Linked DNA regions of Mus musculus: regions 2 and 3 are each linked to region 1. The links are chromatin loops, found by intact Hi-C in ENCODE. Cell type or tissue: heart. All regions are shown on one strand.

Region 1 (2,500 bases):
CAAAACAGAAACCTGGCCTGATGTGCCAGCATCTGCTGGTAATCCTCACGAGGGCAAGGCAAGAGAGCCTCAAATCTGAGGTCACCTCGAGCTGCAATAACAAAACACTGTCAGAAAAGGATGGTCCCCGGGAACTGACTGTGTAGCTTCTGCAAACATTGCAGGTGGGAATTAAGCACTGGGAACAATTAGGAACTGATTTCAAGTTATACCCAGTAGCTGTCGCAATCTCAACGAGTGCCCTCCCTCTTTATATTTTTATAAGTGTATATCAATAAGTATTAAAATGAAAAGGGAGAAAGAAGAGAAAATTGATTAGTACTCCAGTGAGTCCCGAGTTTGTGGTGTTTTAGTCTAAAATCTTTTTTTTTTTTTTTGGTTTTTTTTTTTTCGAGACAGGGTTTCTTTGTGTAGCCCTGGCTGTTCTGGAACTCACTCTGTAGACCAAGCTGGCCTCAAACTCAGAAATCCACCCGCCTCTGCCTCCCAAGTGCAGGGATTAAAGGTGTGCGTCACCACACCTGGCTATAAATCTTAATATAAAAGGATGTAATTCCAACTCTAACTTCTTATATAAGACCTGTCCAGAACCACTTTTTTCCCATCTAAAAGAAGAAAAAAAAGGAAAGGAATATTTAAAATGTCTGAACGAGAGAGATGTCTCAGCACTAAGAACACTGGCTGTATTTCCTGGTGTAGTGGGCACCCTTTTCTGACCTATGTGGATACCAGGCATGAATGTGGTGCATATACTTACATGCAAGCAAAACAACCATGCATATGAAATAAAGAACTAAGGCAAAACATATTACTCTAGGCAGGGCCTTGAGTGGCCCAAGAACTTGGCATATGGAGGTAGACAGATCAGAAGTTCCCTACCAGCCTGGACCACATGAGACCTTATGTTCAAAACAATAAGAACATTTAAAAGTACAATTTTAATAGATTTCATATATATATATAATATACTTTCTGTGTTGTTTAATAATTACTATCTAAATATATTTTATATTTAAATATAGAAATGTTATACACACGTATGTGTAATAACAAAACTAGTGTATGACTGTAGATATGGCTCAGTACTAGCCTAATATGAACAAAGTCCTGAGTTTGTTTCCTAGCTTCTCAAAGCCAAAATTATACACAACAGAGGGGGAAAGTATCCTCAAACACCAGGCCAAAACAGCAAAAAGCAAGCCCAAACTTAACTAAATTAAGGGAACTCCGCAGAGGCCACCCTAAAGTTTTCAGGGAGCTGAGCAGGTGCAGCTGCGCGAGGATCGGAGGCTTGGCGGGGTGTTTGTGAAAGGAATCAAGTTCAGTTGGGTTCCCACGCGGGCATGTGCGGATGTGCTCCGAGGACGAGGCGCCGGGCGGAGCCTGGGCTGCAGAGCCGGCGCTCGGGGCGGGGATCGGGCGCGGCTCCGCGCTCGGGGCGGGGAGCTGGCCCAGCGTCCGGAGCTGCTCGGTCAGGCCCGAGCCAGACGGCGGGCCGGTCCCGCACCATGGGCCGGATGGTGGCTCTGAGTTTGCTGGGCATCGGGCTGGCGCTGCTGGGCGAGCGGTTCCTAGCGCTCAGGTAGGTGCTGCCGAGGGTCCCGGGTCGGGAGTCCCTAGGCTGGGACCGCCGAGCTGATTGGGGCGCTCGCGCGGCGGGTGGGAGGGGGTGAGAGGGGGGGAGGTAACTGGAGAGAGAGCTTGTTTAGTTCGGGGGGGGGGGGGGACCGGATGGAAGGAAGAACTTCGGATAGCTACCGGTGCTCCGTTTAACCGACCCAGTCCACTTCCACCAAGACCTAGACACTTTGGGAAAAAGTTTTCCAGCGCTTGCTGGTGCCGAGGTTCCTCTGCCTAGGCTGACAAGAGAGAGCTTTGCAAATTCCCCAAGGGCAAACCCAGTGCTTTAATTTGAAAACAAAACCATTACTCATGCGTGGACGCTCTAATTATACAGCTTCATTTTAGGTCACTGGTGCTGTTCTGCTCAGCCGGAACCCATCCCTCCCCAGCATTAATAGTTGGTGAAACTTCAGGGTTTCCGTCTTGGCGCTGGAGATCAAAGACGCTTGAGAGAGACAGCTACTGTTCTTACATCATTTCCTTATTTATTGACCAGAGTCCCAGAAGCAGAGCGAGCGATTGTTTGTTCTGGGTAGACATCATACTTTCAAGTTACCAATTCAAACTTTATAAACTTCTTGCAAAAGTGTTCCGGAACAGTAGTACTCAGCTCCTTATAGGGTTAAAGAGAAAAGACAGTCTTCTGTAGGCGTTCTGGGAGGCAACGTAGACTCAGATGAGGAAGGCGGGCAAGTCTGAAGGGTGTGCTTCACACTGGGCCTCTCTCTAATAGGCAAAAGGGAAGCGCCGGCACTCATTGGTTGTTTAGCAGCAAACTGCTATGAGTCTTGCATTGTACAAATAAGCCCGAAGGGCACAGCAACGGGGCCTGGATATTGGGATCTCCCGGAGTCTTGACGTCCAAGTAGCACCATGT
Region 2 (2,500 bases), 200 kb before region 1:
ACCTGTGCCTGCACAAGTCCACTAAACAGCAGAGCACTGGAATCTGGGGCAGAGTTTGAACTAGAGGCAGAAATCAGACATCAGTCCTGTGACTGGGTGAGCTCTCATGGGGGAAAATGCAAAGAGTGCACCCACCGTCATCTATGACTTTCATAACACCCCAGTCTCCTCATATGCAAGGGTCGAAGGCTAAGGGTGCCTTGGATAACAAACTGCCCTTGCAGTTTATTACTATTAGTAGTTCCCATTACATTGCATTTGCAACCAAGTCGTTACAGCGTCCCTAAACACTGGCTTCATTCTACAGTCCATTTAGAGTGAACGGGAGGACGAGAGAGGTTAGGATGAGAGTGTTATGACCCGCTAGCATGTTTCAACAGCAGTCATTAGGGAGGTCAATATTGGGCAGTAACAAAGTAGGGTAGGATGCACTGAGCCTCTGGGAAATGAAAGAGCCCAAATAACTAAAATATGCTACTGGTGCCTGCTAGTGACAAAGGCTGCTTTTTGGAAGGAGGGCAGCCGCAATGAAGAAAGAGCTTTTGGAGCAGACTGGGGAGTGGAGGGCGGTCAAGAGCAAACTAGAAGGCCTTAGAGAAAGAGGGGAATGACAGGGAAGGGGGACTACAGGGCCAGCCAAACCCTCAGCAAATCGCTCTTTAGTTTGCATTTAATTAACAGGTAGAAAGTGTTACAGGAGAGAAGTGAACTGGGATTTTCCACCACATTAATAATAAGCCTATTTAGGCAGTTTCTAAACTTGAGCTGTTCGCTAAGAAGAAAGTGGATAAAACTGTAGGGTGGTCCTTGCTTTCGAGGTCCAATGGCAAAGAAGCCCATACTTTAGTAAGCAGATGATTGGCTACTGTAAAAGTCCCGCTCTGAGCGAACACCAATGCACGCTCCGCGGTGAGATTCTTGGAAACAGTTTCTGGCTAGGAATGCGTGACATTGAGATGGCTCTGGAGTTGTAAACAAGGACAAGTCTGGGCGGGCCTGAAGTCCTAGCGACCTGGGATCTATCCCAAGGGGGCCCACGTCATCCCGGATGCCTGCTGTGGCTGCTCCCCCTATCCCACCCCAACCCTCCTCCCTCTCACCCTTTGCCCCTTGCAGGCCATGGAAACCGTGTCGGGATCACTGTGCCAGGCCTTTCTAGTGACCGCGGCCAAAGGGAGGAGCCCAAAGTTCTTTCTCTGAGCTGATTGGTGTGGCCCCAAGTTCAGAGTCCCAGAGCCTCCTCCTGGCTGGAGTTGTGGAGAGGGCGTGGAGGTAGATAAAAGGCAAGACATCGGGTGGTGGGAAGACCCAAGTGTCAACCCTTCACCCAGGCTCGAGCACCCGGGACCCTGGGACCACAACGCACTTGCTCCCTCTCGACCGCGCTCCTGACCCGCAGCCCTCGCCAACCCTACGGATCCTAACCACCGCCAGCCTAGGTGGGCGTCAGGATGAAGGCAGCCCGCTTCGTGATGCGCAGCGCCAGCTCGCTGAGCAGCGCCAGCCTGGTCCCCAGGGAGGTCGAGCTGTTCTCCCGCTACAGCCCGTCCCCGCTGTCCATGAAGCAGCTGCTGGACTTTGGTGAGAGGCGGGCGACGCAGGGCCCAGGAGGGTGGCGCTGAGGCTGGGGAGGCCCCAGGATGGGAAGGGCTGAGTTCAGGGCTAGGACGACTGAGGTCTCTTTGACCGAAGAACTCGGGATTCTCAAAAGGCTGTGCACCTGTTTTCCTAGTTTGGTTACTTTCTGACAGTTTGTACCAGAAAGGCTAAGTCACTTGTAACCATACTGATGCTCAACTTCGAATCTACTTTTCTCTTCTCACTGTCTAGATCATTTGAGTGTGTATATATATATATATATATATATATATATATATATATATATATATATATATATATCCTTTCAGCCACCATTTTAATAATGGACTAGAAGCTAAACTAACTCCTTTCTTCCCAATTTCCTAATAACACAAACTTACCTTAGATTGATAGATACAGATTTAAACTCATACTCCCCGCCTCCACACACACCCCGCTGATCTCTTGGCATGCCTAGCAGGCATCTTTACTATTTCTCCTTTATTGTTTTACAAGTATTTACATTACTACTACTACTACAAAAAAAAAAAAAAAAAGACAGTTACTCCTTTTCTTCCGCGGTGGCATATGGAACATTTCAAGATGTCAATGTGGTATTGTTTGTTGCTAGTCTGGAAAGGCCTCTGTCTCCTTCTACCCAGACCCTTTCAGGTTCATACTCATTAAGGGTGTGTTATTGAGTTTGTGGTACAGGCCCTGGACTCACGCATAGAAATAACTGGAGAGTGGTCTGATTTCTCCACCGTGGGCTTATTTTTTTCTTTTCATAAAGAAAATAAACAGTATTTCACCTATATTGGTCACTCTTAAAAAGTGAAAAGGGGGTGAAATTGGACAGAAAGAAAAAGGCACTAAAGATCTAGCTTTAAAGTGTCTATAAGCACTAAGCTAACTGTAGTTA
Region 3 (2,500 bases), 1.3 Mb after region 1:
AAAAATTACTTTTCTTCAAATTGAACAAGCTATCCAAAAGTTTTTTTTTTTTCTAAACGACTGGTTGCTTGACAGAGTGGGAAAAGAAGATTAATGTAATCAAGGCGCTTACTATCAACAAAGAATTGAAGTAAAAATTCCAAGTTTTCCATGGAGTTTCAGTGAACACTCCTGGGTATTTTTTCATTGACTGGCCAGGGTGGCCTGGAACTCCTAACCCTCCTGCCTCCACCTCCTAAGTGATTGAAAATTACAGGCATGCACCACCACACCCTGCATTTATTTATTTATTTATTTATTTATTTATTTATTTATTTATTTTACTTTGCAGCCATATCCCATACAGTATAAATGTAATTATGTGTCTATAAGTCAATACAGTAAAGTCTATTAATCATTTAACACACTTCCAAGACAAAATGGAAATTGCATACAATTTGCAAATAACAGAAACTCAGGCAGTGCTCTCAAGTCCCAATGGAGTCAGGATCTTTGCAAAATTAAAGCTAAAATTGTTGGGAGATTTTCAATGTGGTTTTAGAAACATTCTATCATACACCGTCCTTTCCAGAATGGAAGCCAGCTGCCCTTTAAGGGATTGGTTGTCTCCCCTGTTTGGGACTCTGTCTTGATAACATTTGGCTTTAGATTCCTTATTAGTTCCTGGCTCTTCTCACCTTTTGCGATTCCCCCACATCATCTAGAAGGTGGAGCCCCCTTAAAGAGAAGCTCCCAGAAAAAGACACCCACCCCTACCCCTCATCGTTTAATCCAGTAATCCTGACCTTGGCGCATTTCTGAGAGTGAATTCTGAAATAGCCAGCCACCTTACCTGTTGTCTCTGCAACTTGACTTCTTTGCGAAGTTGCTCAACCTCCATCTTCAGTTTTTCCTTTTCCGGCAGATCCTCGATGTGAAGGGCAGGCATCTTTGCCCCAGAACTGGGCCCAGAAGTCACTTGTGCAAGGGAGCCACTGGAAGCGCCTAGAACTGGGACGCTTCCCCAAATACCCGCGGGCCCAGGCTACCGCCCCCCGCGCGCAGGACGTGACTGGCTCGGGAACCGCAGCTCCCAGCTCCCCGGGGGCTCGGCTTCCTGCCCAAGCCTGCTCCCGATGGCCTTTCCCAGACTCCAACCAACTTCAGGGCGGCTTCTCCAGGCCGCAGCAGCCCTGTAGCCAGGCAGTCTGCCTAAATATGGGACATCCTCCTGGCTGCTCTGGGCAGGCTGCAGACCCTGCAGGAACAGGACCAGGTCGCAGCTCTGGGCTGGACTGCCACAGGACTCTTGCCACGCCCGGGGGAGCTGCTGGGCTGGAGACAGAAGTTTTACTTTTGTTCTCTCTCTCTCTCTCTCTCTCTCTCTCTCTCTCTCTCTCTCTCTCTCTCTCTCTCTCTCTCTCTCTCTGTGTGTGTGTGTGTGTGTGTGTGTGTGTGTGTGTCCAACTTAACATCCGGGTTTTGTTTAAAGCCAGGAAAGGAACACTACTCAGCAGGAAATAACTAAGGATCCTTAGATCCTTCACCTCTCCAAGTTTTAAAAATACACAGCATATAACTTTTCCATACACGTAGTGGGGAAAGTGGATATTGGGGAGGAAAAGAAGAGCAATATGGAACCTAGCTAGGTCTCAGAAGTATACAGCAGAATTGTGTTGACACATTCCACGTGGTTTCCTAAAAGCTCAAAAGGCCTTTCACAAAAATATGTTTGGAGGACAGAAGTGGTTTGAGATGCGGGGTGTTTCCTGTCATTAAATGACCATCTGGCTTCTCAATAATAGAGCTTTCACTTTTGGGGAAGGAAGACGTAACTCTGGGAGAATAGAGGACACCCAGAGAAGCCTAACAGAGGCTCAAAATCCCCTCCAGAGTTTCTTCCATCCCCGCAAGTTTTGGGAATACTCCTCTACACGAAGGGGCAGTTTTCTTGCTTTTTAACGTTTTGAATTCCTGGCAGACTTCCTTTCCTGGATGTAAGCAGCAAAATCACTTAGAAGCAGAAGAATCCCTACATTATGAGAACATGGTTCACAGAGAGCAGCCTTGGATAGCCAGGAGAGTCTACCGGGACATACTTAAGCAGGCAATGCCAACCTTTACTGGCTCCGTTGGTCATACTGCTCAAGGACAAGTAAAATATAACGTTTACGTAGGAAACCTGCCCTTGCAGTACTCGACTCCCTGTTCTTCCCAGAGACAACCTCCCAACTCATAGTTAAATGTGGATGAAGAGTGGAGCCATTAACTGAATATTTCAGGGTACCTGACCTTAGATACCCATCATTGTTTAGTAAGCACAAGCTTTGTTTGTGCAGTTTCTCACCAGGCTCTGCTGACTGTCCTCACTGAATATATTAAGATGAAAAGAACAATGGGCTATTTAATGAGTGCTGTTTGGTAGTCCTTCCAACTCTTCCTGAGCCATCATAGCTAAAATTCACTTATGTTTTGTTTTCCCATTTTAAAATTATGAAGTGAAGGAAGAGAGTGAGCTGCT

The links. Peaks named below come from ENCODE experiments on the same cell type or tissue, not always from the same donor. Only the 100,000 strongest peaks of a DNase experiment are listed, where the experiment ranks them.
Region 2: a loop joins it to region 1, with 3 times the contacts of the local background. A loop is called at or near these places in 3 of 42 quality-filtered maps.
Region 3: a loop joins it to region 1, with 6 times the contacts of the local background. A loop is called at or near these places in 2 of 42 quality-filtered maps.

Annotation. Positions count from the first base shown.
Region 1 is chr6:5,297,294-5,299,793 of GRCm38, reverse strand. It overlaps Pon2 (paraoxonase 2), which reads left to right and starts at 1,454. Exons shown (of 9, transcript NM_183308.3): 1 at 1,454-1,582. The coding sequence starts at 1,509. In heart, a CTCF peak has its summit at 1,329; DNase peaks (open chromatin) are centred at 1,423, 2,023 and 2,363; H3K4me3 peaks cover 1,445 bases; H3K27ac peaks cover 1,447 bases.
Region 2 is chr6:5,495,114-5,497,613 of GRCm38, reverse strand. Pdk4 (pyruvate dehydrogenase kinase, isoenzyme 4) reads left to right here and starts at 1,336. Exons shown (of 11, transcript NM_013743.2): 1 at 1,336-1,581. The coding sequence starts at 1,452. In heart, no CTCF peak of the experiment used is centred here; a DNase peak (open chromatin) is centred at 1,063; H3K4me3 peaks cover 1,916 bases; H3K27ac peaks cover 1,775 bases.
Region 3 is chr6:4,002,744-4,005,243 of GRCm38, reverse strand. It overlaps Gng11 (guanine nucleotide binding protein (G protein), gamma 11), which reads right to left and starts at 1,257. Exons shown (of 2, transcript NM_025331.2): 1 at 833-1,257. The coding sequence starts at 928. In heart, no CTCF peak of the experiment used is centred here; a DNase peak (open chromatin) is centred at 1,123; H3K4me3 peaks cover 1,542 bases; H3K27ac peaks cover 1,938 bases.